2 separate regions of the Homo sapiens genome follow, and region 1 is linked to region 2. Evidence: chromatin loops called from intact Hi-C (ENCODE). Cell type or tissue: sigmoid colon. All regions are shown on one strand. Each heading gives the region's core, and the rest is flanking DNA. Links, peaks and the distances in the headings are about the cores only. Region 1 holds the start of ADPRM (ADP-ribose/CDP-alcohol diphosphatase, manganese dependent). Region 2 holds the start of LOC124903929 (a long non-coding RNA gene).

Region 1 (16,448 bases), core at 727-8,726, 610 kb after region 2:
AGCTCAGAAAGCCCTAAGGGCTCCACACTATCTGGCAAGTTAAATTCTAACTCTTGGCTCATCATTCAAGGCTCTCCATAATATGGCCCCAGCCTGTCCTTTTCTGCCATATTTCTTGCCACATCCCCCTTCTCCCAGCCCGGCACCTTTCTGGTGAATCGTCACAGCATGACTTGCCATGTCTGACTTTGGCATATCCTTCAATGCCTCTGCTTTTGCTATTTTACTTGATATACTCTTCCCCACTTATTCAAGCCATTTTTCTTCATTTTGCATGTCATCCCCAATCCCTTCGAACAAAATTAAATTCATCCTCCATGTTCCCTCAGTCCTTTCTTTGTGTGACAGCAAATTTCACACACTTGAATCATGGATGTCTGTCTAATTCATGGTAAGGTCTATGAGTGCAAGAGTACATTATAGTCACCTCTGTGGTCAGCTGAACAGTGGCCCTCAGAGAGATACATGTCCTAATCCCTGGATATATGTTACCTTATATCACAAAATAAATTTTGCAGATGTGATTAACCCACCCTGAGATGGGGGTTACCTGGATTATCTGGTTGGGCCCTGAATGTTACCACAAGTGTCCTTGCAAGACGAAGGCTGAAGTAGATCTGACTACAGACAGCAGAGAATATGATACGACAGTAAAGAAAGATTTGAAGATGCTACACTGCTGGCTTTGAAGACAGAAGAAGGGGCCATGAGCCACAGAATGCAAGAAGTACAGCTCTGGAGGCTGGAAAAGGATTCGTCCTAGACCCTCCTCAGGGAGCATGGCCATGCCAACACCTTGGTTTCAGCCAAGTGGAAATGATTTCAGACTTCTGACCTCCAGAACTGCAAGAGAACAAGTATATGTTGGTTTAAGTCGCCAGGTTTGTGGGAATTTGTTACAGCAGCCATAGAAAGCTAACACTCCTTTATATCCCTATAGTGCCCATGTATTCAACAGGCATGCTTATTTCTTATAGTTGTTTAGGCCCTGAATCAAACTTTCTCCACACCTGAATAGTCCCCATTTGCCATCTAATGTTTCTACACATAAGCCTTAGCATATATGAAAACGGTGTTAAACATGTCCCATTAGTGTATAAAGGGAGTCAGTGTAAATTTATTTACCTGCTGTAGCTTCACACAGCAATGGCTGGTGGCCCAAACAGACCAGGCCAGGTGGCACATGGCTGCACTGCCACTTGGTCCTATGAATCCCAAGAGGACTACATGACTTTTCTGGAGGCCCTTCTTACAGGGATGGGAGTGCCACACGCTTACCCGTGAAATAACTATTGGTAATTTTGTTTACAAAATGGGAATACAAGCCTATAAAAATCCAAGTATAGGTGTTCTGAGCAGAAATTGTCCAAAGCTCATTTACACAGCAGGGTGAATAGAAAAAGCTTACCTGAGCTTATATGCTGAACTTGAAGTTACATAGTTAACACATGTGAATACAATCTCCTTGTAAAAAGTTAAAAAAAATCAGGTAGGGCCAAATAAGATCCCTCATGAGGACTATATGCCCCTTATGAGGACTATACACCCCTGCCTCAGTTTCCTCCCTGGTTTGTTTCTAACTTACAATGGATACATGATCCAAAATAACATTTCTGAGTATTTTATCAACCATCACACACTGAAACTATAAATACATTTTGTTATGCAAGCTGAATACTAAACAATGAGACAGAGGATTTTTATTTTTTTGTTTAGGAGGGACAAACACAAAGCTCATTTTCTATCAAGTTAAAATAAATTAGACTAACAATGGAAGGCTCTTTCTTTCTTGTAATTCATAATTCTATCTGGAACTCTGCCTCTCCCTTTCAACATCATTTTGTCAGGATAGACATGAACTGTGCCAAAGGCTTGGCTGTCTGGAGCTGTTTCAATAACTCCTTCTAGGTTGACGTGGTATACACCAAAAGGATCCTCAGAGTAGCCACCATCATGGGTGTGACCAGCAAAGAAACACACCACACACTCATGAGACCAAATGACTGCCAGGGCATCTCTGTAGTTCCAGGCCAGGCACACATTGTCAGAGGCGTCCGGGTAAATGGGAAGATGGCCTGTTAGTTAAAGAAAAGAAGAGTTATGAGCCAATTAAGAAATATCTCTTCTATAAAAATAAATGGCTAAAAGCTAGTACTCAGAAAAAGAAAAAAAAATTGCTATCTCATTATGCAAATGAACTGAGACCAGAGAGAATTCACACACAAGAAAACTAGGCCATCTACAGCCACATCTCTGGAGCATAGAAGAAGGGTAAGACAGTTCACATGAGGCGCGACAGGCTGCTGTAGAGGCAAAACCCTGAATCTCTGAGGCCTACGTCATCTCAAGTTGCCGAAACACCGAGGAAGATCAAGGGTGTCCTATGCAGGGCAGTCTGCAAAGGCAGCCTGAAACTGGGCAGATGCTGTGCTGGAATCCAATCCAATTGATTTCCTTAAATATGAATGTTATATACACAGAATGATGTAACACTAAATAAAAGAACAGGCTGGGTGTGGTGGCTCATGCCTGTAATCCCAACACTTTGGGAGGCCAAGGCAGCCGGATCACCTGAGGTCAGGAGTTCAAGACCAGCCTGGACAACATGGTGAAACCCTGTCTCTACTAAAAATACAAAAATTAGCCAGGCGTGGTGGTATGTGCCTGTAGTTCCAGCTACTCGGGAGGCTGAGGCAGAAGAACTGCTTGAACCCGGGAGGTGGAGGTTGCAGTGAGCCAAGATCACACCACCACACTTCAGCCTGGGTGACAAAGCGAGACTCCATCTCAAAAAATAAAAATGTAAATATAAATAAATAAACAAACAGTTTAGGCATGGGCCATGGATTATGTGTCATTGACATAAACAATGCCTCCGAACTGATTTATGGGACTTTAAACACTCATGAGATCAAGGTAGCCATACCCACTTTTCAGATGAAAAACTGAGTTAAAACAGGGAAGATTTATACTGGCATCCACAGGAGATACGTGGAAGTAGAGTTAGGAGAAGTTCTAATTTCTGACAGCAACACATCTATGATCAAGCCACGGTTCTCACTCTGAAGTACAGCTCACGTTGCATCTTCCCATTAAATCACTTTTTGTCTATTACCGTTCATTTTTATTCCAAAATTTAAACATGCTTCTATTTAATATCTGTTTGTAATACAATTTTTTTTTTAAAGTGCATACATGTGCTGATTACCACCTTAGGGCTAAGCGTCCAAAGGCGTGTGCTGCTTTCCAGCACCTCGAAGCCATATTGACTCATCTATCAAGTCCCTGCAGCATTTGACGCCATTAGTTGTTCCCTTCTCCCTGAAACACTTGGATTCCAGGACACCACTGTTTCTCCCAGGGGTGTCTTTCTAGTTTTTCCCCAACTTCAATGGCCACTAATTTCCAGTCTCCTATGCTGGTTCCCCCTCATTTCCCCAACGTCTTACCAGGAGTGCCTGAATGCTTGGTCCTCGGACTTCTCTATTTATACTGAATGCACTGGTGATCTCTTAGTGATTTACATGCCTTAAATGTCATCTACACTCTTTCAACTTCCACGTTTATTATCTAGCCCAAATCTCTATTCTGAATTTCAGACTTCTAATGTCCAAACTGCCCACTCAACATCTCCACTGATGTCTAGTAGGCATCTGAAACTTCTATTTCCAAACCTGAAGCCCTACCCTCTCCACTCGCACTTCTCATCCTGCAGTGTCCCCTATCTCAGCTAATGGCAATTCTATCCTTCCAACTGCACGGCCAAAATTCAAAAGGTATAGGATGACCTTGGAGTAGCCATAATGAAAGTTAAAAAGCAAAAGAAAATTTTTTTATTACACTTTAACTTTTAAACTTTACTAAAGAAAACTTCAATCATTCCGTTTTTAAAAGTTTGCTTTTCCAGTTTCTAGGCTTACATCAAATGGTAGAAGAAATGTAAGAGACTGCTAAATTAGATAGGTGTACCGCCATGAGTAAAAAGAAAAGGGAAGAACACAGGATCACATGGGAAAGGGGATGGAGACATAAAGCATGGATTCTAGTCTCAGTGCTGTCAGCAGCTCCATGATTCTGCTATGCAATTCAGTCTCTTTGGGCTTCAGTTTCCTTATCTTTAAAATTCAAAGGTTTGGCTATATGACTCTAGCTTCCTTTCAGCTCCAGAACAGGCTGAGAGTGGAAAACTTAAAAGCAGACACAAGTCAAGAAGTATCCTAGTTTCTGAGACCACTTATTATAGAGCCAAAAGGTGTCACATCATTCCAACAACCCAAGGGCACTCATCTCTTCCAACCCTTGAATGACACCTGGTATTCCAGTGTTAGCAGAAACACTTCTGCTCCTTCTACGTGTTTTTACCACATCAGTGGAAGATTAGTAAGTAAAAACTACCTTTACAGATAGAAATATAGTTTTATATAATCAACTATCTGAATAGCCTATCATTTTCAAAGGTTTTTTTTTTTTTTTTTTTTTGAGACGGAGTTTCACTCTTGTTGCCCAGGCTGGAGTGCAGTGGGGTGATCTTGGCTCACTGCAACCTCTGCCTTCTGGTTTCAGGTGATTCTCCTGCCTCAGCCTCCCGAGTAGCTGGGATTACAGGCGCCTGCCACCACGCCCGGCTAATTTTTGTATTTTTAGTAGAGACGGGGTTTCACCATGTTGGCTAGGCTGGTCTCGAACTCCTGACCTCATGATCTGCCCACCTCAGCCTTCCAAAGTGCTGGGATTACGGGCGTGAGTCACCGTGCTTGGCCAGGGGTTTCATATTCATAATTTCATTAGATACACTACTGAGAACACTGCAGTTTGTAGGTTTGCTATTTGCCCAGGACTACACAGTTCATATAAACCAGAGCCAGAATGGCATCCTGTCCTTCCAGCTCTCAGTCTAGCCTTCTCACCTGTTATCCCACATCAATTCTAACTCTAAACCAAGGGTTCTAATCTCAACCTCCAAACCAAGTCTCCCAGCCATGCTGCAAACCCAAATTCAGTTCCGTGTATGTTTTCACGTGCCCATGCGCACATACACGCTTGTATGTTTTAAGCACCCCTGGATTCCTACAATCTCTGATGGCAGTGTACCCATCAAAAATGATTCTATATGAAAATACAAATCTAACTTCCTTGTGACTGTGTGGGAGGCACAGCTTGCACAGTGCTCAGTGCCAGCCGAGCCTGTAGCACACATGCCCTGTGATACCAGTTTTGCTGCATCTGGGCAGCAGTGGCCTCTGTTTGGTGGCCACTTTGCTGATAGGCAGGTCTCTAAGGCTGAGATTTGGTATGGTCCCCTAACTGAATTTCTCACTTAGAAATTACTTCATTAGAGTTTATGAAACTCAGGGCTTCCCTACCTTGAGGAAAGGATCCAAGCCCTGGTAATGACTTCCACTAACAAATTGTTTAGTGTGGTGTCAAGCTCCTTTATAAGCTGATTGCAACCTGGATTCCACACTTTAGAATTCAGCTTGGTGTTTTTTGTTTGTGCTTGGTTTTATTTATTTATGTATTTATTTATTTATTTTTGAGATAGGGTCTTGCTTTGTCACCCAGGCTGGAGTGCAGTGGCACAACCTTGGCTCACTGCAACCTCCACCTCCCGGTTCACGCAACTCTCCTGCCTCAGCCTCCCAAGTGGCTGGAACTACAGGCACGCACCACCATGCCCTGCTAATTTCTTTTTTGTATTTTTAGTAGAGAGAGGGTTTCACCATGTTGGCCAGGCTGAATTCAGCTTGTTCTTAATTTTGAGTCAAGTTTCTTGGTAATTTTTATGTCTTAGTTATCATGGTGAAGTCATCTCACCTTTGGGTTCTTGCTTCTCTTATGGAGAGAAGGTTCAAAAAACAAAAAACAAAAGAAACTTAGAAAAAGCCAAACTTCTGGAGTTTTTATTTTTGTATTAATGTCAATATTCTGCTTGTGATATTATACTAAAGTTTTACAAAATGTTAATGTTGGGGGAAACAGCAAAGCATATAAGTGATTGCTCTGAATTATTTCTTACAAATGCACGTGAATCTACAATGATTTCAATAATAATATTAATGTTTAAAAAAGAAATTACTTCATAAACTGATCTCATTTGAGGAAATTCGACTTTGAACCTAAAAGGCCAACTCACAGGCTCCAATATATGGCAAGATGTTTCTGTTATTTACCTTTTCCTGGTTCATCCTTAAATGTTAATCTTATATTCAGGTGGTTTCTCAATAGAAATTTTTAAACTAAGTGTCCATTTTATAGAAAGAGGATATCGAAACACAAATATTGTTAGTATGCTTTAACGCCTAACTTTTCCCAATCTCTAAAATGTTAGTGTAATCAGATAAATTAAATACTTACTCACAATCACCACCTTTTCTTGGTTTGTGTCAGAGAATGTTAGCACTTCATTCAACCAGTTTAGCTGTTCTTGGCTGAATCCTCCATTAAACTGGACAAACTGGGGCTCAGAAAGTCCTGAAATGAATTCAGTAAGTTAGCCCCATCAAGTCATTTTTCCCCTCATTTGGACATTCAAATTTAGTTAATGTAGGGACACTTGTTTTTTCTTTAGGAATATCTGATTAGCAACAATCAACTTAAAATAGGAAATCACAAGCATTTAGAGAAATATATATATATATATCACACTGCATCTCACTCTTGACAGTCCCCTGCTTACTTCGCTGGCTTTCCATTATATTAAAAATGCAAACTTCTTAAGTCCACTCAGCCGCTACATATTCTTGGCCCCGTTTACACTCTAAAATCACCTTGTACCCCACTGGCCCTTTCCTGTGCTCTTCAACAATGCTCAAGTCTTACTCCATTTAGTGCCTTTGCAGGTTTTTCCCTCAGTCTGCTAACTCCCTATGCCCATTCATTCCAAGGGAGACTCCTCCTTGTCATTTAGGTCTCAGCTTAAATATCTTTCTCCTTGGAGAGACCTTCCCTAATCACCTAATCTAAAATAGCAACCCTAATCCTTTTCCGTAACACTCTATAACATCATACTCTATTTCCTTGGCAGCACTTACGACCGTGGAAATAATCTTGTTTCTGTTTCATTTATCATCTGTCTTGCCCACGTACTGTGTTTGTTCCCTCCATTCCATCCATCAAAAAAGTAATATTGTTAGTATTGTTTACAGCTCGGAATATCTACCCCTAGAAAAAGTGCCTGGCCTAAAATAGGCATTTAAAATATCTGTTAAATCAATCTTGAATCAACTGTAACCAATCCATGTGAGAAGGCTTGTGAGAAATCCTGACCCTGAACAAGTGACAATATACTTTTACCTTAATTGTCCATCTTCCTGCTGAATAAAAGGTAGCTGAAGAATTTAAAGACAATCTATTAGATTCTCAGCTCAAAGGAATAATTCACCTTGAGGACTATTCAGTTCCGTATTTGGATTGTGCTCCCTCAATATCTTCATACACTGCTCGTATTTTGGAGAAGACTGATCCACGCCCAAGACACTCAAGTCATATGCATCAAGTAAAATGAACCGGAATTTAGGGAATGGTACAAAATGATAAGCATAATAATCTTCTGAAGGCATGGTCTCAGGATGATGTACAATCTGATCTTCTAGAAACTTAGTGTTAAGTTTAGAGTGTGTTAAATACTCTCTACTGAAGTTATAGAATTCATGGTTTCCCCATGTATGATGAACTGGAACTTTAAGCCTCTTGAACATGTCCATAACAAGTTCTAGGGACTTTTTGGATGCATTATACTGTGCATTATATCCATCGATGATATCTCCAAGCTGAAGGACACAACAGGGCATGCTGCTTTCATTATTCCAGTCTTCAATGGCACCCTGTAAGTGAAGAAGACTATGTCTGTAGTATCGCCGCCTGGTTCCTTGGAAATTAAAGCCATCTTCTAAGTCTGCAAATTGAACATCTGCGATGACGCCAAAGGAGAAAAGACGCTCTGAACTGTCACTTAGGGCTTCAGGATTGGGTTTATCATCCATAACCTCCAAACAGGTTTCTAAATAAAGTAAAAAGACGATAACTAAATTATAAACGTTTTAATTTCCCAATTTCACTTAAGAAAATGATAAAGGGAATGTTAAAGGTTAATTCATTAGGCAGCTTGGTACAGGAAAAAGTACGTGGGCTTTAGAGCCCAACAGTCTTAGGTCTAAACTACTAACCCTCTAAAACACTTGCTTTCTCTTCTGTAAAACAGATGATAAACTCTTTCAGAAGAGTAACAATTTACAAAAGGTACTATCCTATCAATAAATAGACATTCTAATGCTAATAAAGCCCAATTTAAATCTGGAATAATTGCTAATTTTTAAGAAATACTCATTTTAAACACACATGCACACGCACACACATATACCCCTGTCCCACAAACACCAAATAATTCTATCAAAACTTCAAGTTTTTTTTTTTTTTTTTTTTTGGAAAGCTGTGTATTACATTCATTCACTGTATGTACTTTGTAAAAGGTTCCTGTTATGGGTTATTTTGTGTCAGGCTGAATCTTTTCTCTTCCTTGGTGGGTAGGTCACCCAGTTTCTCATATTTTATATCTGAATAGGTGAGTGGGAGGCAATGCAGATATGAAAGGAGAGGAATAATTTTAAACAACAACAAAAATCCAGCACAAAAACTAACTGACATGACTATTATCATTTCTGTGAGCAGTGGTTCCCGGTTCTTCAATAGCTGGGATTAAAATTTGCTTTGTTTGTGGTTTTTGTTTTTGTTTTTGACAGGGTCTCACTATGTTGCCCAGGCTGGTCGTGGACTCCTGGGCTCAAGCAATCCTTCCACCTCAGCCTCCCAAGTAGCTGGGATTACAGGTAAGAGACACCACACCCAGCCCTGGATCCTAATTTGAACCAGGATTTTTTTTTCTTTTTAACTTGAATATTAAGCTACCCCACAATCAAAACCAAAAATATGAAATCTTTTCTTCTTACAAATGATCTCTGCCCTGCCTCAGTGGCCAAAAAGAGCAAGATTTAAACTTGAAAAAACTATTATTCGATTGTTTAAACTGTAAATTATAATCTCTTAAAAGAGCCCAGAACGCTAATGATTCAAACAAAACTCAAAGGCCAAGATTCTAAATTGTCAACGATTTTTGTCATAAAGACTATAGTAATAAACTGTTGCTGTGGTGTCTGAATTATTTAAAACCTAAAAATTCATTTGACTTTCTAAAATTACTTTCAGACTCCCCATCTCTAGTCATTTGACAAATATATCTACAGAGTTCCTACTTAATCCTCTGTGGACATGTAAAATCCCAACTCTAAGAGTACTCCTATAAGAGATGAAAAGAACAACTCCACAATTGGAATAAGGATAAGACTTCAATTTGACTTATTTGAGAATTAGGGGCCTCTTTTCATCCTAAAACTGTTGTTACTAATGATACACTCTTTAATCCACCTAATTATGAGTTTCAGCTACTTTCTTCCTTAATCTGGTTGGGTATAACTAGCCCTAAAATAGGTAACAGCACCAGAAAGAGATGGAAATCCTTAAACATGGTGTTCTCATACTTTTTTTTAATTTGCCCATTTCTTCCTGCAGCCCCTACCTGAAAATCTCATTAGATATCAAGTCAGTATGTATGAGGGTGTATAAATGAGAGGTAATCTGATTTGAAAAGTGGGTAACTTCAATACAATTACAGGACAAAAATCCATCTAAGTCAGTTTAAAAATCTTTAGCCTTATGTTAGGTTTCAAATATTTGCGATTCCAAGTTCAGATTAATAGAAGAATCAAATCAGAAGATAACTTAGCAAGTATATAACATGAATATTATCACCAAGGTTGTATTAACCTTGGTGATATTAACCATTAAGGTTATATTAACCATTAAGAGTTATATTAACTCTTAAGAGAAAACTATTTCTGGGGGTGATCTTATCCCCTGCCAAGTGAGCTTGTTTTTATCTTTAAACTCAGAGCCTTTATGGTGATAATATGTATTGTGGATCTCCTAGAGGGGATTTAGTCCCAATGAATTGGATCTTCTCTCCAGTGGACAGCTGTTATTTTTGCCTACCCAGCATTCATTTCCTGTTCTTAAGGTGACAGCACCCAATTTTTCTCTAGGCATTTATCCAATTCCCCACTCTCAGTTCTTGTGGTCTGACCTCCAACCCCATTCACTGGCTGGGGAAGTGAAATAGCAGACACATGGCCCAGACCTGGCCCGTAAAAACCCAGTTTCCTCTGGCCAGTTAGGGGTAGGCATGTAACTCAACCTGGGTCACAATAAGCATCAGCCCTGGGACAGGCACTGCCACTACTACAAACGCTGATAAACTAAGGCTTCAATTTTTGGAGAAAATGAACTGACAAGAAATCCAACATAGAAAGAAACAATTCTGAATGATGGAAAGATGGAGATTTCTGAAAACATTAGTTGAATACCTAAATTCACCTGTCCCTGCTAGAACACTGGTCATTTAGTTACACATGTCAGCACATAAATTCTCCTGGGCTTAAAGCTAAATCAAATTGATTTTCTGTCATTTGATACCAAAATCCTCTCAAATACACCTTCCACTGGAACAAGTTCAGTTTAGAAAAACTCAAGGCTATCCTAAGAACTGGCAATTTTTAAGGAAAGTTAATGTGGAGAGAAGCACCAAGGGGCACACACTTCAAAACAGCGATGTGTTCTGGGGTAAAAAGAGAGATCCAAAGTGTTGAATATACATGGCTTTTAAAAATAAGGTTAGTATCTCCTTATCCAAAATGCTTGGGACCAGAAGTGTTTTAGATTTCGGACTTTTTCAGATTTTGGAATATACTTAACAGTTGAGCATTCCTGATCTGAAAATCCAAAATCCAAAATGCTCCAATTAACATTTCCTTTGAGCTTCATGTTGGTGCTCAAATTTCTGATTTGGGGCCATTTCAGATTTCAGAAACATATTCAGGGAAAGATAGGATCAGAAGTGAGTACGGCAGTGCAAAAAGAACCAGGTGGTCAGGGAATTGACTCTCCTGGCGAGTTTAGCCTTTCCTTTCTTGGTTCAGGGACATGTAGGGGGAGCTCAGAAAGATTGGTCCTGGTGAACAGAGAGATCAAAAACTCAAAGCCACCTCCAGTGAGGAAACTTAGAATTAATAAGCATTCTAATGTCAGGAAATGTTTTCAAAATAGCTCCCTCCCTCCATCAAATACAGACACACAAAAAAATCAGTGAGTACAGGATAATTGTGGAAGCTAGAAATGGGTGCATGAAGTTTATTCTAACTACTTTTATGTGTGTTTAAAAATGTACATATAGGCCAGGCGTGGTGGCTCACGCCTGTAATCCCAGCACTTTGGGAGGCCAAGGTGGGCGGATCACGAGGTCAGGAGATCGAGACCATCCTGGCTAACATGGTGAAACCCCATCTCTACTAAAAATACAAAAATTAGCCGGGTGTGGTGGCAGGCGCCTGTAGTCCCAGCTACTCAGGAGGCTGAGGCAGGAGAATGGTGTGAACCTGGGAGGCGGAGCTTGCAGTGAGCCGAGATCGCGCCACTGCACTCCAGCCTGGGCAACAGAGCGAGACTCCATCTCAAAAAAAAAAAAGTATACATAAAGTTTTTTTAAAAAAGAAAATTCAAAACTTTAGAGAAAATCAAATCTGGAAAAATTAGAAGACCTAAGGAAATATTTCGCTTTTGAATAGAAAGGAGAATGGCAAGTTTTTAGTGAACTTTGTTTTCAAAGTTTGCCTGCACCATTTATTACATGCTACGCTGTCTAAGTTTTAAAGAGGTATTATGAAGTGCTGAACCCTTTGAAATGAAAAACCCAGAACTGAATTATAGTCCTCGTGTTTCCTGAAGCAAAATAACCCTCAATAGGTTATCGTGAGCTTCAACTGAGTTATGATCACAGTAAACTATTACTCTGTAAATCTCTAAACCATAAAGTACTATACGCATGTTAAGAAAATAATTTTAAAATTATATATCTGAAAATCTGTCTAATGAGCCTCATAACTGAAACTACTGCAACATTTTAATAGAAGAGAATAATGTAGAAAAGTTTACAAGAGTTGCTCTCAAAATTCCTATCATGTCATAGTACAGGATAAGCAGCCAGTATTTTGAGAAAACTACCTTAGGCATGAGAGATTTTTTTTTTTTTTTTTTTCCTGAGACAGGGTCTGGCTCTACTGCGCAAGCTGGAGTGCAGTGGTGCGATCATGGCTCACTGTAGCCTCGACTTCCTGGGCTCAAGTGATCCTCCTAATTCAGCCTCCCTGGTAGCTAAGACTACAGGCATGTACCACCACACCTGACTTTTTTTGGCTTTTTTTTTTTTTTCTTTTGTAGAGATAGGGTTTTGCCATGTTGCCCAGGCTGGTCTCAAGCTCCTGAGCTCAAGTGATCCACCTGCCTCAGGCCTCCCATACCCAAGGATGCTTAATTACTGAAAAGTTACTACAAGATCATACTAATAGGGTTTTGCCATGTTGCCCAGGCTGGTCTCAAGCTCCTGAGCTCAAGTGATCCACCTGCCTCAGGCCTCCCATACCCAAGGATGCTTAATTACTGAAAAGTTGCTATAAGATCATACTAATAAAACTTTTCCAATACTTAAGATTGGCAGAAGGCTGAAGTTCCTTGTGGAAAGCCTTCAAGCATCAATAATGAACTTGTAAAAGAAGTAGCTCTACCCTGAAAAGAGTATGATTTCTTCACTCTATTGTCAAAGGTGAAGGGGGCAGCAGGGAAAGTCTAGAGATTAATAAAGAGAGACTTTGTTAGGAGAAACTATTGTAACAGAGGCTCCTAGCCTAAGGGTGCAGCATATGTTTTCTACGCAGATACCATACCAAAAGGAAAGTTAAGTTGGGGCAGGAAATGTTTGTGGTTAGGAGTTAGGCACAAGGGGCAGGGGCCTGGAACAAAAATGAAGTAAACACATTAGGGTGCTGGGAAGTTCACAAAAGTTAGGGCCTAGCTGTCCCCAGTCAAACCAGCCTAAAGTTATGTCAAGAACAAAATCTGATCACTATTGATAGAACCAATATCAGATGATACTAATCCATGCCCTGCTTCTCTCAAGAAAAATATCTAAATTGGGGCCGGGTGTGGTGGCGCAAGCCTGTAATCCTAGCACTTTGGGAGGCCGAGGCGGGCAGATCACGATGTCAGGAAATCGAGACCGTCCTAGCTAACATGGTGAAACACTGTCTCTACTAAAAATATATATATTTTTTAAATTAGACAGGCCTGGTGGCACGCACCTCTAGTCCCAGCTACACGGGAGGATGAGGCAAGAGAATCGCTTGAACCCAGGAGGCGGAGGTTGCAGTGAGCTGAGATCGCACCACTGCACACTCCAGCTTGGGCGACAGAGGGAGACTTTGTCTCAAAAAAAAAAAAAAAAAAAAAAGAAAGAAAAGAAAAATATCTAACTTGGAAAACAAAACATAAACCTCATTTGGTGACTTTGGTGGTTTCACAGCAGTAATAAAAGTGATAAGGTCTATAAGGGATAACACTGTAGGCGCCTTCTGGCACTAAAGTTTCATGGGTCCTTGCCATCAGGCTCAGGTGTTACTAGCAATTCATCCAAAATGCAGTTATAAAACACCTACTTTGAGCCAGGAACTATATTTTATATTTATTTTATTTATTTTTTAGAGGCAGAGTCTTGCTTTGTTGCCCAGACTGGAAGGCAGTGGCCCGATCACAGCTCACTGCAGCTTCAAACTCCTAGGCTCCAGTGACCCACTCACCTCAGCCTCCCAAAGTGATGGGATTACAGGCGTGAGCCACCACATCTGGCCCCAAGAACTGTTTTCAATGATAGCATTTTATTTAATATTATAAAATTAATATGAAGAAGTTGCTACTAAAAGAAGCACTTTAGCAAATAAAATTTAATAGATCAGGTAGAAACACTGACTTCAATCTTAATTTGGGTGGCTGATCAGGTAACCTACAATTGGGCAATCAGAGATGAACAATAATTTTGTATGCTATCTGCCTGACTACACAAGGTACTTTTATGTCTTTTTGTCAATTACAAGAAAAAATTATCCCTGGGCAAACAAATACACAAAGATAAAAGAGCAAAAATCCTACCCACAGGCAACTATAAGATAGAAAAAAATAGTTTGATTAACGACTTGAAGTGCTGAACAAACATTTAAGAACTTTGGCAGAAATTTCTGAAAATTCTAGTCCAACCGCGAATCAAGAAACACAGGTAACACTATGTTCCGTTACTGGGTTAGAGAACAGAACAGTTGGCTAGTTTGGCTAACTCATAGAAAACAAGCAAACCAACCATGCTCTGGTCCAACAATCATCAGAGCACGAGTTTCTCCTACTCAGAGTCGGTCCCATGGGGGAAAAAAAAGCCACACAGGAGCGGGATCTGTAGTTAAGGAAGATAATTAGAGGACGATTTTCCTTTTTTTATTTCTCTGTATTTTGTAAAGCAACCACCGAGGTAGGGGCGGGGAGGGAGTGGTTAATATTGCGGATATTAAGATATAAATAAAGGCAGATGAAATGAAGTTAGACTTTCACAAAGAACGAAAAACCTACGAATGCTCTTGGCCTCATTAACAAGGAACATAAGCAGTTCCAGATGAGGAACCCATAACAAACTTCAAATAACGAAACTGTAGGGAGCAAGGGAGTCCGTGAGAGTATTTTAAGAAACTGGGACCCAGGAAGACTAAGTTAACGGATGGGATATCATGCTGTCTATATTTCTTTACACACTGCTATGCTTTATTAATTAGGTTACATTATAATGTTAAATAACTAGAAGCGCTGGGCATTTAAAGTTCTTCCAGACCGCCCTAACCACTCAAATTATCCTAATTAGCAATTTTTTTTAAGTTAAAGACTATTTCAATCGCAATGGGTCGGTTTCTATTTCAAAGATGTAAAGGAGTCAACATTCTGGCACTTCCTCTTGGCCGGCAGGACGAGGTTGACAAAGTCGGCCAGACAAGGTAGGGTTATGGGGGCTGCCCAGTCCCGTGGGTCTCTAGGCAGTGTGTTCTCTCTTCCGAGGTGGGGGTGTCCCCGGCGCGAGGAGCTAGCTGTGGTCACCGAAGCCCACGACCAAAGCGGGGGCCCCCAGCGCTTGGGGCCGCCTTGCCTCGGCCCAGCCGCGCACCTGGACCCCTAAGGCAGCCCCCTTCCCGGCGCTCCGCTGTCCCGCGGCCCCGCAGCACCGCCCAGCCCGCGCCAGACCCGCCTCCAGCCGCAGGGAACTACCTACCGTGCGCCGGCCCCTGGGCTGAAAGGCCTCTGACTACGGGCTATGTAACAGCGCCACCAACGAGCGGGACGGACAGAGCGACTCCTTCCGACTTCCGGAGGAAGCGGAACGCTACCGGAAATCGCGGGGAGGGTCAAAGGAGACCCGGTCTCCGAGGCTCATGGCGATGCTGGTCCTAGTACCCGGACGAGTTATGCGGCCTCTGGGTGGCCAACTTTGGCGCTTCTTGCCTCGCGGACTCGAGTTTTGGGGCCCAGCCGAGGGGACTGCGAGAGTCTTGCTGAGGCAGTTCTGCGCGCGGCAAGCGGAGGCGTGGCGTGCCTCGGGGCGCCCTGGCTATTGCCTGGGAACCCGGCCCCTCAGCACTGCGAGGCCGCCACCCCCGTGGTCGCAGAAGGGCCCCGGAGACTCCACGCGCCCCTCGAAGCCCGGGGTGAGTGCACACCTGGAACCCTTCTGGTGCTCGTCGCGGCTGTCGGCCAGCCCAGCGGCCACATCCCACTTGGTCGTAACCTCAGACACTACTCCGCCTCCCCTAAAGTTGTCCTTAGCTTGCGCGCCTTACCTGGGTCATGGAATTTCATCCTACATTTCCCGTGCCTTGCGGGTAGTCCCAGTTCTCCACAGAGAACTTGAGACTTTACACCCTCTCCACGTGGCTGGATGCCCCGACTTGGATTTTATGTTAGCGTTTCCATCAAAAAAAAAAAAAAAATTAAGTTTCAGGTTTTCTTAAGGGTATGAACCTAAAGTTTACCGTGATTGAGAAGTCAGAGGACTTTTATAATTTGTCACTTGAGCCCCATCCAGAGTTCCATGTATACGTTGAAATTGAAACAAAAAGTGGAACTTAGTTATGTGTGGATCTGCCTTTTTCTTGGGGTTCTCTCGAGTTCTAATTCTGACCCAGAAATAACTTGAGAGCCACTACCCTGTGGTAAGAGAAGTGGGTTTTTGGAGCTACGGGAAGGTTAATGAGTTAGGCCTAGTCTAGTTGGCCAACATCATCTTCATTTGGGGAGTTGAATAAGGGTACAAAGAAATAATGGGTGTAATTTGCAAGAAGCTCCACTTTTAGATTCCTCTTCTACTTTGGCATTGTTACTTCTGGAAGCCAGAGTTAAGTTAACCTCCCAAATTTCGTTTGGTCTATTTATCTCAGTATCAGCATAAGCAGATAATTGTTTTTTGTGTGTGTGTTTTTGGA
Region 2 (16,676 bases), core at 3,503-11,502:
TCCTGAAGGCATTATTATGTCATGCAAAAGAAAAGGATGTAGGCTCTAAAAATGAGTGCTTCTCACAGATGTCCCTTTAGTTGCCTGTGTTTTGCTCCGGCTGCTGCTGCTCCTCCTCCTCCTTGGTTTCTTCTCTCTCTCTCTCTCTCTCTTTTTTTTTTTGGTGATGGAGTTTCGCTCTTGTTGCCCAGGCTGGAGTGCAATGGCACAATTTTGGCTCACTGAAGCCTCCACCTCCAGAGTTCAAATGATTCTCCTGCCACAGCCTCCTGAGTAGCTGGGATTACAGGTGCCCACCACCACACCCAGCTAATTTTTGTATTTTTAGTAGAGACGGGATTTCACCATGTTAGCCAGGCTGGTCTTGAACTCCTGACCTCATGATCCACCTGCCTCAGGCTCCTAAAGTGCTGGGATTACAGGCATGAGCCACAGCACCCAGCCTCTTCTCTCTCTCTCTTATACCAGCCCCACCCCCCATGCACAAACACCAGGGAATTACAGACTGGGGAATTAAGACCTATTGCTTCCCAATTTCTCTGAAACAGCTTATTTGTCACTTAATTGTTAAGCATCAAAGCTATCTACAATGTACCCAAAAGAGTCGAGATACAACTAAGGTTCAGAATAGTTTTCTTCACTATGTCCACATAAATGATTGAAAATATTTACTTAAGAAATAGAAGACTTCTGCTCCAACAGCCTACATTAATTTCCTCATTCCCTGAATGCCAGTTCATCTATTAAACATGAAGTATTTACTATCTTTCAGAACCCTAGGGACACAAAAAGGAAATAGCCACTGATTTTCAGAACCCTAGGGACACAAAAAGGAAATAGCCACTGATTTTCCCTTTCAAACGTTTTAGAACTTTTCCAAATTCTTGTCTTCTAGTTTTCTTTTTAGGCAATCCGCTGTCATAATTGTTTTTAACACTGCAGTATTGTGACCTGTTTACATGTACTTTCTGCCTTACTTAACCGAACTGATAAGGAAAAGAACAGAAACCTATTCATGTCTGTCTCCAATGACTAGCAATGTGGTTCTCACTTCATGTTAGCTAAACACTTTAAGGAATTGAATACATTTTGAACAGTGTTTATATCCTCAAAGAGGGAGAATTAGAAGAATTTGAATAATCATAAAGCTACTATGTTATCATTTTCTTTCAATTTGTAAAAGAAGGCTAGTCAAACATGACTTATTTAGATGGTTAGAGTATTAATTTTAAAAGTAAGAAGGCAATCCACATTTGCAACTCCTCAAGGAGAACAGCAGTATGAAAAAGATGTATCAGAGCGAACCAACTAAAGAATCCCTGAAGATAGAGTGAACTCAAGAAACAGAAAACAAGTTTAAAACAAGTAAAATCAGTATTCTCAGAGACCTTTGAGAGACTATTACACCAGACACAACCATACCCTCTTATTAATAAGAAATACAGTCTGGCTGTGGGGCTCACACCCATAATCCCGGCACTTTGGAAGGGCGAGGCGGGTGGATCACCTGAGGTCAGGAGTTCGAGACTAGCCTGGCCAACATGGTGAAACCCCGTCTCCACTAAAAATACAAAAATTAGCCAGGCGTGGTGGCACAGGCCTGTAATCCCAGCTACTTGGGAGGCTGAGGCAGGAGAATCGATTGAACCCGGGAGGCGGAGGTTGCAGTGAGCCAAGATCATGCCATTACACTCCAGCCTGGGTGACAGAGCGAGACTCCATCTCAAGGAAAAAAAAAAAAAAAAAACATAAGAAGAAATACAGGTCTTAGAAAATAAAATATAATAAAAACAAAAACCAATGAAGAGCTGAATACTAGAATAGACCAGGTTGAAGTACAAATTAGTAGACTCTAGCCAAAAGGATAACAGATCCAAATTATGAGAGAAAAGTTAAAAGCCACTGCAGATAGTTTGAGCAAAATCGAATATCCTTCTAATGAGAATTCTAGGAGCAGGGACAGAAAAGGACGGAATGAAAAAAAATCCAAAGTCATTTACATAATAAAGACACTGAATACCTTATGAGGATATTTGTCATTTATTCCTCCAAAAATTCAAGCATTTAATAAACGTTTATCAAATGTGAAGAACGATGGTAGATACTGCATATGCAACGAAGAGTAAAAACAGACACAGTCCCTACTCTCATGGAGCTTATGGTAGTAGGAAAAATAGATATTATACCTAAACACATACGTACATACATAAAATGCACATTTGCAGTTCTGATAAGAGCAACCAGGAACAGGTAAATGGTGTTATAGCAGTGCAAGCCAGGAGGGTGCCCAGGTAGCCAGTCAGGGAAGCAGGGGACAGGCTCACATTGAAAGAACCTCCTAGGGGGTGGCAGATGGTACATGTGAAGACAGCATTCTAAGAAGATGGAACAGCTTGTGCAAAGGCCCTGTGGCTTGGCACAGGACGAAGCCAAACGAGGCCTAGTGTGGTCGGAGCTCACAAGATAAGGAAATACATGAAATATGTAAATCCCAAGTAAAAAAAGCAAATATTGCCAGTTTCCGAAAAGCAAGACTAAAGGCAGTTACAAAGAGAGATTAGTATTATACTTCTCAGCTGCAAAACTAGGTGTCATAAAACAATGGAACGATGATTTCAAAGTGTTGAAGTTCAGATAATTTGAATCTAATTTCAATGTGCTAAGGAAGTAATGCTCCATTTTTTCCTGTGATAATGGCACTGTGATTATATTTTCAAAAAGTGCCTTTGTCTTTTTGTCTTTCAGAAATACATAAAAAAAATTTACTATTTATGGATTAAATTATGTGATGTCTGTGATTTGCTGCAAAATAATCCAATGCAGAAGTGTAATAATCCAGGTGGAATGAGTGGCAGGGACAGGTTAGATAAGCCAAGAATGGCTGAGGGATAAGTAAAAAGGGTTTACCTTACCACCCCCATATATTTGTATTTGTCTAAAATTTTGCTATAATAAAAAAAGTTAACAAAAAGAATTAAAATAATTATATCTAGAATAATAAAATAAAGAATTTTTTCAGAAATATAAACACTCATAGAATTTGCCAACCAAATATTCAATCTGTTTTTAAAACGGAAAGAAGACTACCAAAATAGAAACAAAAATAAAAGCAAAAGAAGGAAAGAACGGAGGGAGGGAAGAAAGGAAGAAAAACAGGCAGACAGGCACCCAAGTAAGTAAGCAAAACAAAAACAAAGTTTAAAAAAAACAAAATCGAAATAATTATTTAAACTGCGGTTGTGAAATGCAATTCAATTATTTTTCAAGGATTCCTAAGAAGTAAAAACAAACAACCACCAAATATACATATGTGTATTTATGTATATATATTCTATAAACAAAATGATACAGAAAAGCAGAAAAAGTGCTGAACAAAGATAAACTATATGTTTATGATCAATAAGAAATCAGGACTAGAAATATTAGGTAACAGATAATACAAGGCAAAAAAAAAGCATCAAAACAGATAAAAACAAATACTGCATTTTGGTAAAAACTATAAACCAAAGTAATAGCAATCATAAATTTTTTTGAACAAAAATAAAATACAATAGAGAAACATTTAAAGCAAAATTCAAAGAAATAAAAGAGAGTTTGACAAAACTACAATTATGACAAAAGACATAATAATTCACTAAGGTTTTTAAAATATAGAGCCAAATAGTAAATAAGATATATAAATTATACACAAAAACAGGTAGCCATATAAACATAAAATATGTATTTTCCAAACATCTATAAAACATTTAGAAAAATCAGTCATTAAGCCAGAAAAAAATATCAATAAGCCTCTCAATGTAGAAATGGTAACAGGAGCTCATTCTCAAATTAAAATACATATTAGTGAGTAACAGCCAAAATCATAACTGTCTGGAATATTTTCTAATGTAAACATAAAAACTCTTCCAAGTAATTTTTATGTAAAATAGGACATTAAGCTAAAATTACACATCATTTAAAAAATAATAAAACAAACTCCTGCTATATTTCAAAGTCTAGGAGATGTGGCCAAAGTCTAACTCAGAGGAAAAGTTATCAACTTAAATACATTTGTAAGAAAATAAGAATGAACGAAACTAAGTCTACATAAAAGAGAAGGATGGGCCGGGCGTGGTAGCTCACTCCTATAATCCCAACACTTTGGGAGGCCGAGGTGGGCGAGTCACTAGGTTAGGAGATCGAGACCATCCTGGCTAAGATGGTGAAACCCCATCTCTAGTAAAAATACAAAAAATTAGCCGGGCGTGGTGGCACGCACCTGTAATCCCCATTACTTGGGAGGCTGAGGCAGGAGAATCACTTGAACCCAGGAGGTAGAGGTTGCAGTGAGCCAAGATCACGCCACTGCATTCCAGCCTAGGCGACAGAGCAAGACTCCGTCTCAAAAAAAAAAAAAAAAAAAGAGAGAGAGAGAGAGAGAGAGACAGAGAGAAGGATGGAACTAATGGAAATGCAAGGAGATTCCCATTGAATACAAAAAAAAAAAAAAAAAGACCTGAAAATCAAACCCAAACCTTGTTTACTGAAAAGTCCAGTAAATAAAACAGAAAAACTGGTCTTAGCTAAAGAAAGTAAACTCACATGAGCCCACACAACATCAGAAATGGCAAAGCAAAAGTAACAAGAGTTACTGTGAAAACTTTACAACTAATTTTTTTTTTAAAAACACTATGTTCAACTTTATATCAATAAATTCCAAGCATTAGATAAACTAGACAAAATTAGCTCAGGATATAATGAAAATTAATGTGTCAGTAGCAATGAAGATAATGAGCAGATAGGCAAAGAGTGACTTTCCTCAAAATGCACCAGATCACTTGATGATGGAGTTTGATACAACTTTTAAATAATATATATCACTTTTGTTATTTAAACCACTTCAGAGCATAAAAAATGATTAACAAAAAATTCAGTGATTTTTAAGTCTAGATGATAAAATGTCTTGTAATAAATATAAGGGAAATCTCAGAACTCTATGTTTGGCTCTCATACCTAAACCAAACCAAATTTTGATGGGAAAATATCTGAATAAAATGTTGGCAAACAAATTATCAGTGTAGTAATACAATAAAGCATCAAGGCCAAGGTGAATTAATTCTAGGAATGCAGGGAAAGTTCAAGAATGGAAAATCAAAATATGTTATATAATTCATGACATAAAAAAGAAATATCGTATGATCATTCGAAGTGCAGAAAAAGTTATTTTTTAAAAAAATCTTTTTTAAATGTCAATATTGTAATCTGAAAAGTCACTTTTTAGTAAAAAGCCATTTTTTTGTAACCTGTAAAGATTAACTAAGTGATGTGTCCCAGAAGACATTTCTATAAGGGATGCCTGTTACCGCTATATTTCTCTTTTTTTAAAGAGGTCGGAATCAATGTAATAAGAAAAAAAAGAAGAGAAATAAATATTGAAATAGAAGAGGCATAGCTGTCATTCTTTGCAGGTGATACGACAGTTTACTTACAAAATCCAAGGCAGTCAACTGAACCACTATTAAAACTAGGAAGAAAATTCAATAAAGTTACAGAAAAACACAGAAAAATCAATAACTTTCCCCACATACTGGCAAAATCCAATGAAAAATAACTCCATTTATTTAATAAGAAAAATGATAAAATGCCTTGTAATAAACACAAGGGAAGTATCAGAACACTAGGATTAAAAACTGAAAATTTTGCCAAAGGGACAAGAAGGAAAGTCTGAACAACTGAAAAGACATATTTCTGGATATGAAAACTCAAGATGTTTAAAATGTCAATCTGCCCCACATTAAGCTATGAATTCCATTCATGTCCCCTTCTAAAATCTCACTGATTTATTTAAAAATAAAACTTGAACAAACTGATTCTAGAAGTCATAAAGAGAAGTGGATGCACATGAACAACCAGTAATATTTTGTAAAAGAATCTGATGAGGGGTGATTTACACTTCCAGACATCAAAATGGATTATAGAGCTCCAATTGAAAAAACGAGCATGGGCCAGGTGCAGTGGCTCACCCCTGTAGTCTCAGCACTTTGGGAGGCCGAGGCGGGTGGATCACCTGAGGTCAGGAGTTCGAGACCAGCCTGGCCAATATGGTGAAACCCCGTCTCTACTAAAAATAAAAAACAAAATTAGCCAGGCGTGGAGGTGGTCAGCTGTAATCCTAGCTACTTGGGAGGCTGAGGCAGGAGAATTGCTTGAATCCGGGAGACGGAGGTTGCAGTGAGCCGAGACTGTGCCATTGTACTCGAGCCTGGGGAACAAGAGCGGGACTCCATCTCAAAAAAAAAAAAAAACAAAAAAATGAAAAAACAGTATGGAATGACGTAAAAGTACACAGTGAACATGTATATATTCACAAATATATATATAATATATATCTTAGTTTCCTACCTTATTTATAGACCAAAGTAATTTACAGATTCATTTTAAAATCTAAAGTTTTTTCCCCCAATATAGACATTGAAAGAAAAAAACATGCAAGCATATTTTATAAATTTGCAGAGGGGAAGCTCTTCCTAATGTGACAAAAAAATACTCAGCACCAATAAAGGAAAAAATGAACAAACCCAACTTCATGAAAATTTAAAATGTTAATACTTTGAATCATGAAATAGGTTATAATCAACTATGGAAAAATATTTGCAACTTAAATAGTAACCAAAATGTATCTATTTTCTAAAATACTCCTAAAAACCAATAAAGAAACAAGGGCATAGTCTGTCAGTTTGGTCCACAGGGCTGTCAGTAACAGCAGAGCACAGAGTTCAGTTTGAATGGGACTCTCTGAGCTGTTCACTGGGATGATCACAGCACAGTCTCTTTTCACTGACTCCCAGATACCTCTTTTGCCTCTCTATAATCTATTCTATGCACAGTTGTAAAAGATATTAGTATATCTTTATTTTCAATAGCATTACATCATTCTCTACCTAAAAACCTTCAGTGGCCGGCCATCCAACCCTGGTCCTTCTCTCTCTCTCTCTCCGTCTTCATCTTACTCATCTCTCCTCCAGCATCACCAGGCTCTTGACTTGCTGGTCTTCCCTAATCTCCCTGAGTTCTCAGAAAGATTGCAGAGATTGTTGCTGCTGTTTGGAAGGCTTAGCAACACCACCTCAATTTCCCAGTTGTCAGCTCACCCTGTTGACCTGGCTGACTCCTCCATACCCTTCAAATCCCTGCTTAAATGCCGCCTCCCCAGGGAGGGCTTCCCAAAAGGTAACGGTTAAAAGAGATGCCCCTTTTAATTTCTAGTTTAGCTTCCATGTATAGCTCCCACCTTCATAGTTTGCTTCCAATTTGCAATAATTTTGTCTGTCTGATTACTCGTTTCTGGATATCATGTCCCTAGAATACCTTTACTAGAACAGAGAAAAGAATCCATCTTGTTCGCTTTTCTATCCTTAGCAGCTACAGGAATTCACAGTATGTAGAAAGGACTCAAAATGTTGTTGAATTTAAAAAAGAGGGTAGGAAAATAATATGAATAAGCTATTCATAGAAGACATATAAGTGGTATTTAAACACATGAAAAGAAAAGCAAACTAAACAACAGTGAAATACAATTTTTAAAACTCAGATTGGAAAAATAGAAAAATTCTTAACATTCAGGGTTACTGAAGTTATAGAGAGAGGTGCACTACCAGATACTGCATGAGTATATACTAACCCAATAATTTTAGAGGCAATTCAGCTTTTTGAAGTGGTGTGCTAGGATCAGATGGAATTGATTTGAACTGGCTTACACAAGTCTGTAGTTAAATATTTAAGAATATTTTTTAGAGGAGTTGGTAGCTTGAAGTTGCCCATGGTGGGAATTTTTACACCAGGGAAATTGGCAAATGGTACAAATCAAATCGTTGTTTTTGTTTGTTTGTTTGACAGAGTTTATAAGCACATCAACGCCTTTACCTATAAAAAGAAAAAATGGGAGTAATTTTGATCTAGCATTCTATACAAATTTTGCACAAGTGCACAAGGAGAATATATATTGTTTTTAAAAAACGACAACCTAGATGCCTATATGCTCACTGGTAGGGGAATGATTTGATACATTTATTCCATATTATAAAATGACCATTTAAAAAGAATGAAATAGAACTATGGATACTGCCATAGCTTATTCCTGAATAAATAAAGAAATTGGGAGGACATCTATGATATTACTTCATTTTGACAAAACCATATATGCTTATATTGTTTTATATGTGTTTGGACAAGGTCTCTTTGGATGCTTCCTCTTAAAGGTAGTGATCCCTTTGGACAACTAAGGAATCATTGATCTAGGAGTAAAAAAGGAGGTGAGTGGTATATTTTGCTTTTTAGCCTATTCATTTATAGATGAAGTGCGTTTTCAAAGCAACAGATATTATTTTCAGAAAAATACAATCTTAAGTAACTTTTGTATTAAAGAGGTAAACAAATTGACTAATTAAAAACCATAACAAACAGTGAGAATAATACATAGCAAAAATTACAAAATGTGAAAAGGGTTGTTATAAGAAGGAAATTCATAGTTTTTATAATTTAATAATTAAACAAAAACATGATAATAAATTAATTAAGCCCTCAACACAGTATATTAGATAATAAAACTCAGGGAAATGAAGAGAAAAGGATTAATGGATAAAAGTGGCAATTAATACATTTAGAAAACATGTAAGTAATAAATAAGTCCTAAACTTAGTTCAGTGACCAAAAAAAATAAGTAAAGCGTTATAATTTCTGACATATTTTATCAACAAAAGAAAAAATAACAGCTGGGTGTGGTGGCTCACACCTGTAATCTCAGCATTTTGGGAGGCCCAGGCAGGCGAATCATGAGGTCAGGAGTTCGAGACTAACCTGGACAACATGGCAAAACCCCATTTCTACTAAAAATACAAAAATTAGCCAGGCGTGGTGGCACATACCTGTAATCCCAGCTACTCGGGACACTGAGGCAGAAGAATCGCTTGAACCCGGCAGACGGAGTTTGCAGTGAGCCAAGATCGCCCCACTGCACTCCAGCCTGGGCAACAGAGTGAGACTCTGTCTCAAAAAAAAAGAAAAGAAAAGAAAAGAAAAGAAATCTAAATATCTAGCTAGCTATCTCTAGCAATAAGAAAGAAAATATAATTAACAATGGAGAGATTAAAACTCATCAGAGTAGTTATATGAAAATGCCAATAAAATGGGTGTGCTATTTTTTAAAGTATAATTTAAAAAACATAAAACACTGTTGATTATGAAAGAATTTTCCAAATTTGTTCCCCCACAAAAGAGGTTTTGAAGCTTCAAGGAATGCCTTATACTTATGCTGCTAAGGAAAAAAGAGGTAAGCATTCCAATTCATTGGACTAGTATTGTGTTACAACAGATTTGTAATACATTTTCCAATGCATTTTACTAGTATAGCCATGACTCCAAGACCTGCCACATCATATAGTAACAAACAAGAAAATCTCACCTGCATAAATGCAAAGATTCCAAAGAAAATACTTAGTTTCCTGTCCACACAACAGCCAGAGGTGATTTTTTTTGTTTGTCGGTTTTTTTTTTTTTTTTTTTTTGACGAAGTCTTGCTCTGCCTCCCAGGCTAGAGTGCAGTGGTGCGATATTGGCTCACTGCAACCTCTGCCTTCCAGGTTCAGGCGATTCTCCTGCCTCAGCCTCCTGAGTAGCTGGAACTACAGGCGCCTGCCACCACACCCGGCTAATTTTTTTTTTTTTTTTTTTTTTTTTTGAGATGGAGTCTCGCTCAGTCACCCAGGCTGGAGTACAGTGGCGCAATCTCAGCTCACTGCAAGCTCCGCCTCCTGGGTTCACGCCATTCTCCTGCCTTAGCCTCCTGAGTAGCTGGGACTACAGGCACCTGCCACCACACTGGCTAATTTTTTCTATTTTTAGTAGAGACAGGGTTTCACCACGTTAGCCAGGATGGTCTCGATCTCCTGACCTTGTGATGCGCCCACCTAGGCCCCCCAAAGTGCTGGGATTACAGGCGTGAGCCACAGCGCCCAGCCTAATTTTTGTATTTTTAGTAGAGACCAGGTTTCACCATGTCGGTCAGGTTGGTCTCGAACTCCTGACCTTGTGATCTGCCCACCTCGGCCTCCCAAAGTGCTGGGATTATAGGCATGAGCCACCGCGCCCAGCCCAGAGGTGATCTTTTTAAAGCATAAATATGATCTTGTCTGTTCCTTGCCCCTAACCCTCTAAGAGCTTCCCATCTCATTTAGAATAAAGTCCAGAGCTTTCCTCTGGCCCACGAGGTCTTTCATGATGGGCTCTAGTGACCTCATTTCTTCTGTCTCCTCATGCTCCTTCTGTTCCAGCCATTCAGGACTCCTTGATGTTCCTCAAACAACTCAACTGCAGGCCAGTCTCAGGGCATTGCATTCTCTGGCTTTGTCATTCTCGACCACCCTGAGCAGCAATTTTGATCATCTTATATCCCCTAACCTGCATTATTTCCCTTCATACAGTTTGCCATTATGTGAAGTTATACAATGGACTTAGTTGTCTATTGATTGTCAACAGCCTTGGGTTGACAGCAGTATTATGACACATATGTAAACAGATTTTGCTCATTCTGGTAGTCTCAACCCTAAAACAGTGCCTGGCACACAGAGTCATTATGAATTTGAATATTTGTTTACCTCCTCAAGTCAAGACAGTAAGAAAATAGCATGTATAATGGAGACTGTCCATCCCAATCCACTCTCCCCATCTTCTGTGGTATAACTGCAGCCTAACACACATGGCTAGCCAGACACACTCCACTCCCCAGCCTCCCTTGCTGTCAGATGTGGCCATGAGCCTAGGATCTCACCTAAGAAAGGTGATTAAGTACCATGAGCCACTTCTGGGCTGAAGCCTGAAAAGTGCTGGATGTCCTCATGCTGCAGTTCAGCTTTGGCCATGCAGCTGAGGACAATGCCTCAATAAGTGAGTGAATGAATGACCAAATCCCTTTTCTTGACACTTATATTCCAGATTTGAAAATGGGGAAAGGAAATCCAAAATCAAGATAAAGCACAGAAATCTCTCTGTACAGGAAGAACCTTAAAAGAGAAACAAGCACTTTTTCTAAAGTGAGCTGCCAAAGTTATCACACAAAGCCGGGGCAAAGCAAATGCTTGCATAGGGAACATCTATTCACTTGATTTAATAAAGAGCTAAAGTTATTGACAAACCACTCTGTAAATTATTGATGATGCCTTAGAGTATGGCCACTGCACAGAATTCAGTTATCACCCACAAGAGGGTAAAAATCTAACATCAGAAGTTAAAACATCAAAGCATCAGAAAGTAAGAGAACAAAAAAGGAAAAGCAGGGAATGGCCCAATCCAGGTTCTCAGGTTATCTTCCTGCTTCCAAAAGAAGAAACACAACAGATTGGTCACTGATAAGATGGATCTCCTACAGAATAGATACAGGTTCCACATGAGAAACAATCATATTCATCGACTGAAATTATTACAGAAAACAAGCTGCAATTAGGCCCAACTAGTAACTTATTCTCCCTAAATGATGAAGGCCAGTTCTGTATAACTTCTGCCAGCAAACACTTGCTTCATGTGGAGTGGGGCGTGTTGGCTTGAGCCTGTAATTCCAGCTACTTGGGAGGCTGAGGCAGAAGGATCCTTGGAGTCTAGGAGTTCAAGACCAGCCTGGGCAGCATAGCAAGACCCCATCTCTAAAATCATTTTTTAAATTGGCTAAGCATGGTGGCATGCACTTGTAGTCCCAGCTACTCGGGAGGCTGAGGGAGGAGGATTGCTTGAGCCTAGGAGTTTGGGGCTGCAGTGAGCTATAATGGTGCCACTGCATTCCAGCCTGGGTGACAGAGCAAGACCCTGTCTCAAAAAAAATTTAAAAAGCCACGTGGATGATTCGTGCTCCACTGGCAGTGCCCAATCTTTGGAAGTTTAGTATCTGGTGAAAGTATGAAACTGAGAGCCTACAGGTTTACCGAACTAATTTGCCACTGTGCCTTCCAGTCTGACTCTGAAAGGTTGCCTGTTCTTCCCTTTACATAACAAAGCATTTTCTTTACAGCTGTTGCCTGCATCGCAGCCACCGAGCATGGAGAGATTCCCCTGTGGATACTTACCCAACAGAACTCAAGTATTGGTTGCAGCCTGAGCCCTGGGCAAAGATCAGCTGTGAGATCGCAGAGTTTCTTTATTAAAGAACAAATCATGCTGGACAAACTTGATTGCTTTTTGGATCAGCTTGTGAAATGAGGAGGGCTTAGCGAACGTAGCCGATCACAGTATCTGGGGTGTTTAGTGAGTTATTTAATAAAGCACTCTGGAAATTGTACTGGGAAGTCTGAGATACTGTGGCCTTTGGTAGAGGGGAAAAGAGAAAGCTCCGTTGGTATCCTTGGATGCAGAAGGGAGAAAACCACGCTCCTGCCATTTCCAGGAGGTTAATTTGCTGCATTCCTGTGCACATATGAGGTTAGGAGGAAGGGTTGGGCAGAGGCAGATGTTTGTGTGTTTAGGGAGCTGGGATCACCCTGATGGAATTCTGGCAGTTTGCTTCTTTAGCTGTGCCTTCTCCACCCTGGCATTTCTGCCTGTTACATGGCCATCTTCCTGAACAGAAATTGTGAAAAAGCCAAAACACTAAGGAAATTCAGGGCAGATGGTTCGTCCCTCTGGACTGCAGGTTTCTCACCTATAAAATCAGAGATTGGGCCAGCATTTCTAAAGGCCCCCTAACCCTGCCCTTCCATGATAGATTTTGGTGACCTGGGCATCAACCTCCCTAGTGCCCACTTCCTTACCCCACCAAAGTCAGACCATCAGGACAACAGCTCAGACACCAAACTCCGCTGTATTATTTGGAGGCACCGGAAGAAACTGCCTTTTTTCTAGTACACTCCTTTCATTTGCTTGTTGATACTAAACACTTCTTAGTTATTCTACCTTCAACATTCTCATCTGTAAAATGAAAGGCTGGGCTGGCATTTCTAAGGGTCCTCCAATCCTATCTATGTAACAATTTTCGTTATTCAATATCCCTTTACTCACATTATTTTTCTCCATAGCATGTACCATTATGTGAAGTTATACTATGAATTGGAATATTTGTTTACCTCAAGTCAAGGTAAACTTCATGAGAGCATAGACTTTATGCAAACAGCATGAATGATGCACACTGCTCAATGTCCATCCCAATCCATTCTCCCCGTCTTCCATGGTAGGAGAACAATAACCTGACACACAGGTGGCCAGACACACACTCCATTCCCCAGCCTCCCTTGCTGTTAGGTGTGGCTATGTGCCTATGAGCTCAACTAAGAAAGATGAATAAGAGTACTGTGAGCCACGTCTGGGCTGAAAGCTGAGAGATGATGGACCTGCTTCCTTCCTCTTGCTTTCCTCTTCCGATAAGCTGGAGAATTGACACTGGAACCCAGCTTTGGCTATGCAGACACGGACAATGACTTAATGAAGGCAGGCGAACAATATGGAAGAAACCTAGCTCCCCAAGCTAATGCATGGAGCAGAGCTCATTGTCAACCTGAAACTCAGATAGTTGTGTAAGCAACAGTTATCTCAATAGAGCCACTGCATTTGGAGATCTCTTGAGTAGAGCAACTTAGACTCTAACTGGTACAGACAACAGAGTACTAAATATATCCCTAAAACTTAAAGTATAATAAAAAAAAAAGAAAAAAAGAAAAAAAAAGAAAACAAACAAACAAAAATAAATAAATAAATATATGGCACTGTCTTAAAGGTTATTTTGCAAAGAGATATAGAAGAAATAAAATTTTTCCACTGGGGGGTTGCGAGAAACAGGGCTTGAAATGCCATCTGCTTCCATATTCTGAACATCAGGAGATACACTGCTTTCTTCAAAGCCTTCTTTCAGAGGCATCTTTTAGGCAAAGATCAACTTAAGGATGTTGCCTTCCCTTTCCACCAACTCCTACGGCTGGTTTTGGATGGGACAAGTCACCATGGAAATAAAGGAGATGGGGATAGGTCAAAGAAGCAAAGGATAAAGCAGATTTAAGAGCGATGTCTAGGAAAGAATACTAAGTGCAGTTGCTGGAACATGGAACTGACAGGAAGCAAGTAGACCAGAAGCCTATTAAGTCATCTGTGGGAATTTATTGCCAAAGAAGGACTGGACTGGGCCTGAAAAAACCTGTGACTGTTCTGTGCCTAAAGCCACCACAGCCCTTATCACATCCAAAAAATAAGCAAGTAACGAAGTTTTCAGACTCCAAAGGGCGGGCTCACCAATGCCCACTCAGGTGCAGTCACAGAGGACACAAACGAAGACCCCAAGGATGAATACAGTGGACACAGTATATCATGGCCATAAACAAGGGCATGCTTCCCAGAGAGCGGAACCAGGGTCTCAATCAGAAACCTCCTCCACTCTCAAGGCAATTTCTACCCAGCAGAAGCCCATCATTGCTGTGGCCCAGCTCTGTGGCCCTCCTTCTCTTTTCTCAATGGAAACTGTTCTTGTGAATTGTTCGGCTCTGCTCCACCATTGCATCCTGTATGGGGAGGTCTTGGGGAGATGGATGAAGGCTTGTGGTGGGGGAAGGCTGAGATCACTTACTTTCCTTTTTCAACCTCTGGATCGGGAATCCAGACCTCATGAGAGGAGAATTGCTTAAGATCCAGGGATCCTGAACTCAGACCTAGGTAAGATCAACCTAATTAGTGGTATATGGTTTGCAGTGAATAAGCAACAATTTATAAAACACTTAGTACACTGTCAGCATTCAGTAAAATGAGCTATTTTTTCAGGTCTTCATAGCTGATGAGGTTTGGTGGGGTTGTTTGCTTTGGGGCACGGTGGCAGATGTCCTGTTTGTAAGAAGAAGGGTACGCACAGGCATCTGGTGTTCAGAGGCGCTGACTATGACAGTGAAGACCACTAACTGCCCACAAATAATGCCTTCTCCCTTTCTCTGTGGTAATAAAATCAGAGCCTGGCCATCAGCTGGACAGTCCACCCCATCTCCCAGCCTCCCTAGCTGTTGGCCTCCGCTCCGAGACATAAGCAGACGTGATGGTGCTACACGCAGGTGGAGGCTCGGGGCAGGGTGGGCCTGTCTCCTCCACTCTCTGTCATGCCCTGAGGGCTGAGCACAGACTGTTGTGGTCCAGCTTGGACCACAAAGAAAATGTTCCGGGTTCTGGGCCTAGGGAATGGCAGAGCCACCCGCAACACCAAACTCAAAGACTGTTACAAAAGAGAGAAACTTCCGATTTCTTGATGCATGTTTGAATCTCTGTCACAGCAGTTGAGTGTGTCATCCCAAGCGGGCTTCATCAGTCAATCCAGCCTGCTGTGCAGCAGTCTGTGAGGCGACACAGACAATGCAACCTGAACTCGGGCCCTTCTCCCGCCATTTCAGGGGCTCTCCAGGACACGTTGCAATTTGTTTCCATTAGCTTTGCTCCCCCTCTTCCTGTGCATTGCTTATTGATCTCAGAAATTTATTTAAATTCATTGAATCTTGGTTTTCTTACTTGTTGACTATAAAGATGACTTCATGGTTAAAAGGGTTGTACAAAGATCCATGAAGTAGCTAGTTTTATGGAATGCTGACAATGTCCTAGGTGCTTCATGAATGCTTGCTTATTCAGTGTAAACAGTATACCCCTAATGAGTTGATCTTAGGAGCCCTGCTTTTTGTAAGAGGAAAAGGAGGCACAAAAGTTGTTCCAGAACTCGCCCAAGGGCACACCACCAGCAGGTGCTATGCTTCACCAGGGATGAGATGTGACGCATGAAGAAGTGCCTCAAAAGCCCCAACACCACAGGTCAATGTGACATCTAGTCTTGTAACTGTGGAAGGACTCTTTGAACCACATAAAAATCGGAACAACAAAGCTGTGCATCGAAACATGCGGTCTGAGGAACTATCACAGCACTGCTTCTGCTTCTCTTTGGTCCTCTTTGACCAACCAGCCACCCAGAAGCCCAGCAGGAAGAGGTCTCTTACAAGTGGCCAAGCGCAGTGAGACCTGCCTGGCACCGAGCCCTCATCCCCAGCTCCTACCGGGAACAGTTCTGGCAAGTCTCAGGGCTGAGTTTCCCTACACTCCGGCTTGAAGTGTCCCTGGAAAGTTCCCAGAGTTATTTTGGGATCTTCTCTCTTCTCCTCCACACCTCACTGGCACTCCTTCCTTGGCATCATCACTGAAGCATAGCCCTAAAGGGTGCTGTGGTCCCCACTCATCTCGTCTTCTGATGCCTCCCCAACCTGTGCCCACTCCTCACTTCCTCTCCAATCAGCTCAAAATGCTGCTGGCAAAATACCCTTTCTCCTACCTCCCAGCACCCACCCGCCCTTTGCTTCTCTCTGCTGGCTTCTCCCCATTGCATCCCAGTACCAGGCATCCCAGGCATCATTCCTCCCCACCTCACAGAGCAAGGCTCAAGCAGGGGCCGTCATCTTTTGACTGCAGGTGTTGAGATCAAAGCTGTAGGAGGAAAAGGTAGATCTTGAGCCTAGGACGTGAGATGCTGTGTGATCATCCTCCCTCTGCTCGTGAAGCTCACATCTTCCTGTTCGCACCACTTCACACTGCCACCCGGCCACCTCCCCAGTGCCTTCGTCCAACTCCAGGCACTGACCCCTCCAGGGCCCCTCTCACTGGAGCAGGGCAGCTCCCCTAGAGCAAAGGGGCCTCTTGGCCAGTCAGGCCCTCGT

What was found. A loop is a pair of places that touch in the nucleus more often than their neighbours do. Peaks named below come from ENCODE experiments on the same cell type or tissue, not always from the same donor. Only the 100,000 strongest peaks of a DNase experiment are listed, where the experiment ranks them.
Region 1: a loop joins it to region 2, with 10 times the contacts of the local background. A loop is called at or near these places in 10 of 110 quality-filtered maps.

What each region holds. Positions count from the first base shown.
Region 1 is chr17:10,696,461-10,712,908 of GRCh38, reverse strand. ADPRM (ADP-ribose/CDP-alcohol diphosphatase, manganese dependent) reads right to left here and starts at 15,315. Exons shown (of 4, transcript NM_020233.5): 1 at 15,242-15,315; 2 at 7,382-7,999; 3 at 6,355-6,471; 4 at 1,351-2,075. The coding sequence starts at 7,982. The coding sequence ends at 1,765. SCO1 (synthesis of cytochrome C oxidase 1) reads left to right here and starts at 15,376. Exons shown (of 6, transcript NM_004589.4): 1 at 15,376-15,674. The coding sequence starts at 15,402. It also overlaps a transcript of TMEM220 not described here. RefSeq lists a silencer at 14,948-15,277 and enhancers at 15,398-15,447, 15,163-15,457, 14,751-15,575, 15,576-16,399. In sigmoid colon, for the core only: no CTCF peak of the experiment used is centred there; no DNase peak of the experiment used is centred there.
Region 2 is chr17:11,304,146-11,320,821 of GRCh38, reverse strand. All of the region lies in intron 2 of SHISA6 (shisa family member 6), which reads right to left. LOC124903929 (a long non-coding RNA gene) reads left to right here and starts at 8,196. Exons shown (of 2, transcript XR_007065623.1): 1 at 8,196-8,291; 2 at 12,035-12,301. In sigmoid colon, for the core only: no CTCF peak of the experiment used is centred there; no DNase peak of the experiment used is centred there.